2 separate regions of the Homo sapiens genome follow, and region 2 is linked to region 1. Evidence: chromatin contacts called from ENCODE Hi-C or POLR2A ChIA-PET data. All regions are on one chromosome and are shown on one strand. The core of a region is the stretch at or near the end of the contact, and the rest is flanking DNA. Distances in the headings are between cores, read along the strand shown.

Evidence for each region. A loop is a pair of places that touch in the nucleus more often than their neighbours do. ChIA-PET counts read pairs that join two places held with the same protein, here RNA polymerase II (POLR2A). Pooled maps may share reads with other maps.
Region 2: a loop to region 1 is called in a map of naive thymus-derived CD4-positive, alpha-beta T cell, with 3 times the contacts of the local background. The contact joins two enhancer-like sites. A Hi-C loop is called at or near these places in 6 of 168 maps with a recorded cell type or tissue (B cell, GM12878, adrenal gland and 2 more), 16 of 37 single-sample maps with no recorded cell type and 15 of 50 pooled maps. POLR2A ChIA-PET finds 5 or more read pairs at or near these places in 13 of 52 experiments (AG04450, B cell, GM12878 and 8 more).

Annotation. Positions count from the first base shown.
Region 1 is chr14:71,552,525-71,557,391 of GRCh38, forward strand. The region is part of intron 4 of SIPA1L1 (signal induced proliferation associated 1 like 1); the gene reads left to right. Among named protein-coding and RNA genes, the nearest start is that of SNORD56B, 160 kb to the left of the region's middle. RefSeq lists enhancers at 2,649-2,708, 2,869-2,928, 3,039-3,098 and a silencer at 3,519-3,618. Within about 2 kb of position 3,272, at least 9 of the 41 ENCODE cell types and tissues checked have a DNase peak (open chromatin) inside an H3K27ac peak, as active enhancers do; they include GM12878 and OCI-LY7, where a contact is called at or near this core.
Region 2 is chr14:71,589,831-71,594,054 of GRCh38, forward strand. All of the region lies in intron 5 of SIPA1L1 (signal induced proliferation associated 1 like 1), which reads left to right. Among named protein-coding and RNA genes, the nearest start is that of SNORD56B, 190 kb to the left of the region's middle. Within about 2 kb of position 2,266, at least 4 of the 41 ENCODE cell types and tissues checked have a DNase peak (open chromatin) inside an H3K27ac peak, as active enhancers do; they include GM12878 and OCI-LY7, where a contact is called at or near this core.

The DNA.
Region 1 (4,867 bases), core at 2,022-4,521:
GGGACTACAGGCGCCCGCCACCACGCCCGGCTAATTTTTTTTTTTGTATTTTTAGTAGAGACGGGGTTTCACCGTGTTAGCCAAGATGGTCTCGATCTCCTGACCTTGTGATCCGCCCGCCTCGGCCTCCCAGAGTGCTGGGATCCTGTTTCTTTTAAGCTGGTAATTTATTGAATGGTTGAACTTTTCTCCTGCAGCAGCTTTTGAGTTTGTATCCTTAGTATGAAAGTTCAGTCATTCCATACATCAGTCTGTGGGGACTACCGAGTGCCTTGGAGCCTTCCTTCCTTACTTTGACCTAAGGGACTGTCTTTTGGAACTTGAGTGGTTATAAATCTGCACATTTCAGTGTCGAAAGTATTTCTAAACCAGGGTCTCAACCTTAGGACTCTGGCATTTGGGGTCAGATAATTTTGTTGTGAAGGGCTGTGGAATTACATGTTCAGCTGCATCCCCGGCCTCTACCCACGAGATGCCAATAGCGCCTCCTCAGTTCAGATTGCCGATATCTCCAAATGCTGCTTAGTGTCACTCTGGAGGGCAGAGTCTCCCCTGTTGAAATCCACTCTTCTAAGCAATGAATACTTTTTCTTCTATTTCCTTTATACTGAGAGATAATAATTTTTAAAAAATCAGATAGAAATCTGGCTCAGCTTTTTTGGTGGGGTGAATGTAGCAGATTTTTAAAAGCTATTATAAGGAAAGATTGTTCATCTTCCACCATTACTAAGTTATAAGAATCTATTTTCAACTTGTATGTTTCTATAATTCCACAGTACACTTTGTGTTAGGAACCCTAAAATATTCTGGGGGAATTTGTTCTTTCAGTGTTTCTATATTTTTCGCCTGCTCCCATCACCATGGAGCTAAACACTTTGAGACATGTTAAGTTAAAAACAGTAATGACAGAAGAGGAAAAAACATTTTGCTTCTGCATTCTTTTTTCCTCTCTTCTCTTCCTCCTTACCTCAGTCAGCCAAATAGGGTATTAGTTTGAATGTTTTAATTGGATGTCAAGATAGGAAAGGCATGTTTTTCAGAGCTTATTTTTTCTTAGGAAATGCTAACAGTATAATTTGAACAGACCTGTGAATTGATATTCTGAGATAAGGTAAAATATACCAGGAATGTGTAGGGAAGGAGACTTTTTCCTTGGCCTGAACCCATTTTATAGATTTCTGTGCTTCAGAGATCCCATTGTATTGTTTAGGTAGGGCTACTCTACATCATATACAATTCTTTTTTTTTCATATAGAAAACAAATATCAGAATGTATGTAACCTAGTTTTTAGTGTAGAACTGATTGATTCATTGAATAAATGCAATTCTTGTCAGCTTTCTTAAATTGAGACCTTAGCATAGTGTTTTGTATAAAGTAACTAGAGACAGACTATTTTTCAGATTGTGGTTTGTGTTTGAAATTCATGTCCTCATCCAGGTACAGACTTTGAACTTTGGCCTATCTGAATGGAATATTCCGTTCAGTCCTTTCAAATGTAGCAAGAATGAATATAAAATTAGAGAAAAAAGTTTTCTTTCTTAATATTTACGACCTGTAGCATCTTCTGTTAGTTTGTAGGAACATGGTACTGATACGTTATTTCTGTTCAGCAAAGGTAGTTTAGAGATTTTTTTCTGTTTAAGATACAGTATTTTTTTTTCTGAACAAATTAATGTCTTGATATTGAACCTTGGTTTCACTGTGCTCAAACCTTCAAATGTTAATTTAAGGAAGTTTAGATTCCTCATTTCTTTTTAAACAGTATTACTGCTTTCTTTGCACACATGAAGCCATGATATTGAATTTAAAAGCAGATGACCTTAAAATCGTGCAACTTAAACACCACAGACTTAAAAATAAAAAATATAAAGATTTTTAAAGAAGAAAGTTAAAAAAATGTATCTGCTTTTCTGATGTAGGCTGGTGAGAAAAGATGTTCTTTTTCTGTTGCTTTCAGTCTTTAGCTCCCTGTCAGTTCTGCCCCACTGTGAAACCGAAGATGTTCTCAGCATTCTTGAGTAACACTTCCCACAGGTGACCTTCTGTATAAAGAGAGCTTGTTGTTGTTGTTGTTAACTTCTATATTGATAAGAAAAAGATAACAGTTCACAAATTACAACATCCTGTGATTTGATTCTTCATAAAATTTTTTGGTGAGGTTTTGGGAATTTCATTCTTGTTCCCCTGATCTGCTACACTTGGGCTACCACACTTTTTATAATATTTATTGCTATAAACATAGTTTGGGAGCATTTAGGTTGTTTATAGCTCCTTGCTATCCTAAATAATGCTGTGATGAACCCTTTTTTTGCACAGAATTTTGTCTTTTGAATTGTTTCCTTAAAAAATACTCAGGAATAAAATAACTGGGAAAAAAAGTATGTAAGCATTTTAAAGGCTCTCGATACATATTCCTAATTTAAAAAAAAAACAACAATTTCACTCTTCCAGTAGCTAATGAGCACATTTTATAAAAATTAATACCTCTTATTTTTCTTAAAGCATACTTAAGGGCCCTACGATTTTCAGATTGTAAATAAGCATTGGCTTCAACTTTAAGTCTCCAGCTGCATTAGCCCCTAATAAGAGAGTCAGACTGTTCTTTGAACCTTTGAAGCCAGGCATTGACTTCTCCTCTGTAGCTATGAAAGTCCTGGATGACATTTTCTTCTAAGAGAAGGCTGTTTCATCTATACTGAAAATCTGTTGTTTATTGTAGTCACCTTATCAATCATTTTAGCTAGATCTTCTGGATAACTTGCTGGTGAGCTTGCACTTTCATGTTATGGAGACAGCTTCCTTCCCGAAACCTGATGAACCAATGTCTGCTGGCTTCTAACTCTTCTTCTGAGTTTCTTCACCTCTCTCAGCCTTCATAGAATTGAAGAGAGTTAGGGCCTTGCTCTGGATTAGGCTTTGGTTTAAGAGAATGTTGTGGCTGATTTGATCTTCTTTCTCTCCAGAACACTAAAACTTTCCATCTCAGCAGTAAGGCTGTTTTGCTTTCTTATCATTTATGTGTTCACTGCAGTAGTACTTTTAATTTTCTTCAAAAACTTTTCCTTTGCATTCACAACTTGGCTAACTGGTACAATCCTAGCTTTCAGCCTCTCAACTTTCAAATGTCTTCCTCACTAAGCTTAATCATTTCTAGCTTTTGATTTAAAATGAGACACCTGTGACTCTTCCTTTCACTTTCAAGTTTCGCTTGAACTTAGAGGCCATTCTAATTTCAGTGTTGTGGTCTCAGAGACTAGAGAGCCCAAAGAGAGGGAGGCAGATGGGGAATGGCTGGTGGGTGGAGCAGTCAGAACTCAAACGACATTTGTTGATTGTTTGACATTTGTTGATTGATTGCCGTCTTCTGTGAGTGCAGTTTGTGGCATTCCCCAAAAGATTAGTAGTAACATCAAAGATCACAGATTAGAAATCACCAAAACAGATGTAATAATATGACAAAGTTTGACATATTGTGGGAATTACCAAAATGTGACACAGAGACAGGAAGTGAGCACATGCTGTTGGAAAAATAGCACTGACAGACTTGCTCAATGCAGGGTTGCCTCACACCTTCAATTTGTAAAAAAAACACCTGCAAAGTGCAATAAAGTGAAGTGCCATAAAATGAGGTGTGCCTGTATTGTATTTATTGAACAGAAACATTTTTCAAATGTTTAACCAATTTTTTCTTTTGTGAATTGCCTACTGTTTCAGAAAAACTCTCAAACCGTGTCTTTCCTCTGCTTTCATACCACCATGACAATCATCAACACAGAAAACACTTCTGTGACAAAAGCTGTGGGTTTTTTTCTCCACATGCCAAACAGCGTACACTGGCTGGATGTTCTCAATTCAGTTCCAACACTATCCACCCTAAGATAGTGTCAGATTCCACAGGTTGGGGGCTCAGTCCCCAAGACTGCCCCTTACATCTTTGGACATCATTGGTAAATCCAGGCCTCCAGACTTCTGACTGACCAACTTTAAGTTGGTGTTCCCACAACCCCATGTTTGGGTTTAATTAATTTGCTGGAGCAGCTTACAGAACTCAGGGAAACATGTTTACTGATTTATTTAAAAGGATATTACAAAGGATTCAGATGAAGCGTTGTGTAGGGCAAGGTATCAGGGAAGGAGCACGGAGCTTCCGTGCCCTCCTTTGGCGTGCCACCTTCCAAGAACTTCTACATGTTCACCTCTCCAGAAGCTCTTCAAACCTGGTCCTTTGGGTTTTTATACAAGGAGGTTTTATTACATGGCCTGGTTGACAACCGTGTAGAAATGTGATTGGACAAAAAGCACATTATCTAAATCCAGCAAGGCCTGTCTATTCAGACTTTTCTTGGCCTTTCTGTGTAGCTTTCCTTCCCGTAGGATATGGAGCAGGACTCTCTGGAATGAGTGTCTTTTGATCCACAATCAGATTAGAGCCCTGCCTTGGGCAGGTGAAAGGACAGGAGGTCAGAGAGAGAGAGATTCTGTTTCCTGAGGCCTAAAGTACCCCAGCATTATAACAAGGACTGTGGGAGTTAGGAGCTAGGAACTGTGGACAAAAACCAATATAGCTATCATAACACCATACCCATTAATACTTCTTTTCCCATTTTTCTTTTGGAATCTTAGTATTTTATCTTCCTTCACAAATCTTTGCATATATTCAGTGTATTCAGTCTGCGTTGTATTTATGGTATTTTTTAAACTAGTATTTGGTTTGCCTTTTAATGTACAGATGTTTAAAAGTTTCATGTACCCAAATCTGTCAATGTTTTCTTTTGTGATTTCTTTCATTAGTTTTGCTCATGGAAAATGTTTCCCCATTAGATATCACATTTTTTCCCTGATATTTTATTAATTTCAAACTAAGTC
Region 2 (4,224 bases), core at 1,016-3,515, 36 kb after region 1:
ATAATATATTCCTGTCCATTTACAGGAAGTATTGTGAAAACAAATTACATTATTTGACAAAAGTCACAGAGCCAATAAGTCTCAGTGCCAAGAATCAAATCTCGGTCTTTGAGTAGAAAAGGCACTGAAGAGAGAAGTACCTTTGACATAAGGGCCACTTCCTTTCTAATCTTTTCTTTGAGTGGGAGAGTAAAAAAAAAAAAAAAAAAAAAAAATATATATATATATATATATATATATATATATGTACACACACACACATATATACACACATATATACACACATATATATTTGAGATTATACACAGTTTTATCTCATACTTTTAAGAAAGACCATTGTGATTTACCGAAAAGTAAGTAGTATAAGTGAACCCTTACAAGCTTTTTGAGCAGCGTTAATTAAGGAATGAGTTTAAGTCATCCAGGTAGACAAACGAGGAAACAGGATGCTTACCCACGAAGGACATACCTCTGTGTTCCATTAGCTAGATTGGTCATCTCTGTAGCCAAGTGAAGAGGCCTGTGGCGAGAGGCTCCCTGTCTGCAAGCTATTCTCACAGTGTTTTGATTTCCACTGTTTTGGGGTTTTGAATGGTATTTAAAATTATTTAAAATTATTGAATGGTATTTAAAATTATGAGTGAAGTTTAGTTTCAAATATAGTACTCATAGCTTTATAACAATTGCTTTAGAATAAAGCATATCTTAATATTACTACATGATAGGTCCCATTCCAGAAGGCTTGTTGACGGAAACAATCTTGTCTCGTGACTAAACATCCATGTCTCATTCCTACATATCTATAGCGTGGGTCTTGGAATCAATATGTATTGCATACCCTGATGTCATTTTTAAACATTTATCTTCTCAGAATAATTTTCTGAAGTTTATATTTTAGAAATTACATCTCTGTTACACTGTCCTTTAAGGTACAAGGTTTCTCATTCTTGCCAACTTGGCATTTGGGGGTGCGATGATTCTTTGTTGGGGTAGCGTGGAGTAGGGGGCTGTCCTGTGTATTGTAGGATGTAGGATGCTTAGCAGCATCCCTGGCTTCCACACTATTAATGCCAGTAGGTTTTCCTCCTCCCTCTAGTTGTGACAGCCTAAAATGTCTTCAGGCATTGCCAAATGTCTCTTAAGAGGTAAACTAACCCCTAGCTGAGAACCCCTGCTTTACTGTACCTGTGCAAATTTTCTGCAGGTGTGTCTGAGCTGTCGATAGGTGGAGGCAAAATGGCCTCCACCCAAAACTGACACTGAAACATATTAGTTATAATCTAATTTATGTAATAATGGGTACTTTTTTCCTATTAGGCAGTATAATAATATTATTATAATAATGAACATTTTGGGTACTTACTGTGTACCAGGCACTGTACTAGGCATTTGCTATGCCACATTTTCTCATTTCAATCTCTTGATGCCCAGGAAGGTAGGTACTATTGTTAACCTTATTTTCCAGTTGAGAAAACTGGAGCTTAAGTGATAAGACTCTCATGGAGCTAGTAAATGTTGGAGCCAGGCTGTCTGAACAGAGTCATGTTCTTAATCACTGTTCTCTGATCTCTGCTAGGTTAAAGAGATGGAGAATCTTAAAGTATTTTATCTTTCAAAAGTCTGGAATAAAAATGTGAATGCCTAGATTCCAGATTAATCCTGTTTGTTCATAATAACCTCATAAATCTAATACCCACTAATCCAGTAGTTACTAACTTGAAGCATGGAAAATACCCTTTTACCCAGCATAATTGGAACTAGTGAATTGAAAATATCAACTCAAGCAGGGAATTGTTAAAAAGTATACATTCAAACTGTTTTATTATCATTAACACATATAAGAATATGTTTGCCAAACTCTTGTGAGACCAAGGGCTTTTCTTTGACAATGATTCTACTCTTTTAAATTCTTAATTGTGTTAATAGGCTAAACCATAAGAATAAAAACATAGAGACTAACAACATAATCTGAGTACAAAATCTTAGATTTCATAAATTTTTTCTCATTTTTTCATAGCTGTCCTGCCCACATTTAATCCAACAGCTTTCTTTTTAATGACTTGCCTTTATTAAGTTTGTATAAAGCCTTAGTTTTTAATAGGAACAACGTTTATCTTTTGTACTCATATTTCATCAGCTTTCATGATTAAATTTCATAATTAAAATAGCAAGTCAATTGGTATAAACAGCTCACTCTTTGTCAGCATGAGGTCCAGCTGGCAGGAACAGAAAGTATGTATGGCACCTAGGGATCACCCACTAGACTGCTAGTGCCATTGGGTATTTGTCAGCATGGTTTGCAGGGAAATTATGAGCAGTGGTTAATCCAGGAAGTTGTTCAGTGGAAGTCAGTTACACAGAGTGGTTACTGTAAGAGCTTTTCTTGGGCCACACAACTTTCAAGTCAGACAGGCAATTTGTTACAGTATGATAATATACCACAAATAGTGGCTCTGGATAACAAAATTTGGAGCAGAAATTAAGCTCTGTAAAGTATAAACTGTACATTTTAAAAATTGTTGTTTATACTTTTATATAGTATAAAACATATCTAAACAAACAACTCTGTCTTATAATAGACAACTTTGATTCACTGAAATTAGCAGACTAACTCATTTTTCCTAATCAGAACCTTAAAGCAAGTCTTCTTGTTGAAGGAGTACATCAGTGTCAGATGTAATTTATCCTCTAGCACCAAGGTGTGGCAGAGCTGACCTGGCTGTCACTCAGCCGCTTATCACCGGGTAGTTTCCATTTGGCTGCCTAATGCATTCCTGACTTCACTGTGGCTAAGTCTCAGGTGGGGAGGGGGTGGAGGGGGAGTACTTTACTAAAGTATGCTATACAGCTGATATTATATGTAAAAATCATATTTGGCTGATGAAGCTATAATCACTTTATTATTATGTTGTTTTTATAAACATTATTTTACAAATTTAGACTTCAGAGGCTATTTTAGTCCAACATAGAAGCCAGGTCCATTGCTGGAAAAATACTGGATCAGTAGAGGAATCCCATTGTTTGTATTTAGTAAAATAAGCAACATGCCATTGATGCTTTTCTTTCCAGTCCTTTCTCATGCCCACTTCTCTTTGCCATTTTGCTAGTGAGTGTATGTTTATATTGAGAACCAGGATTAAATGACAGTAATAATATAGCTAACATGCATCATGTTACTTCTTTGTACTTTATTGAGTTCCTCACTTAATGCCCATTGGACATTAAGGTGGATCTGTACTGGTGATAGAAGTCCAAGTGATAGCCACATCCTCCTTATGGAGGCACAGACTAGGCAGTAGGGCTGCATTCAGATTAACCTGAATTACTTATCTTCCTTTGAGTATGTATGTGTTTTGTGTTATTTATTTATTTATTTATTTATTTATTTATTTATTTATTGAGACAGAGTCTCACTCTCTCACCTACGCTGGAGTTCAGTGGCACGATCTCCGCTCACTGCAATCTTTGCCTCCTGGATTCAAGCGATTCTCGTGCCTCAGCCTCCCAGGTAGCTGGGATTACAGGTGTGCAGCACTGTGCCAAGCTAATTTTTGTATTTTTAGTAGAGATGGGGTTTCACCACGTTGGCAAGGCTGGTCTCAAACTCCTGGCCTTAAGTGATCTGCCTGCCTTGGCCTCCCAAAGTGCGGTATTACAAGCGTGAGCCACCGTACCTGGCCTTTTGTTTTCATTTAGATAGTCACCATGATCAGAGTACTAAGGAAATTTATAAGTGGAAAATACTAAGTTATAGAATAATTATAATGTTGCCTATATCCTGCATAGCTTGTTGAGGAGGAGACCCTTTCCAAGCCATTACTCATCTTGGTTTCTGTGGCCCCACAGGACTTCTTCAATTTTGCACCGAGTGTATAATTGTCTATGAAGTGTGTTCTCCTTGAATCCTATAGAGAGGAATGCATTAATGAAGACAGAGGAGCCCATGGGCTCTTGGCAGTGGCATTTGTTGCTCCACTGATCAACAGTGTTGATAGGCTTGTCTTCATGGTAGGTGGAGTGTTACTCTCAAAGTCAAGTTACTGAAGATGCTGTGATAGGGAAGGGCCTCCCTCTACTGCACACTGCCCAGGAGAAACACAGTATCTGGTCTGAAGCGCATCTAAGAGTATTTTCCCATTCCTTAAAAGAGGGACGACTAATGCTTATGCACCTAAATATTCTTTGGATAACTGTAAGCCACCAGATTTGATTGTTCTTACTGTT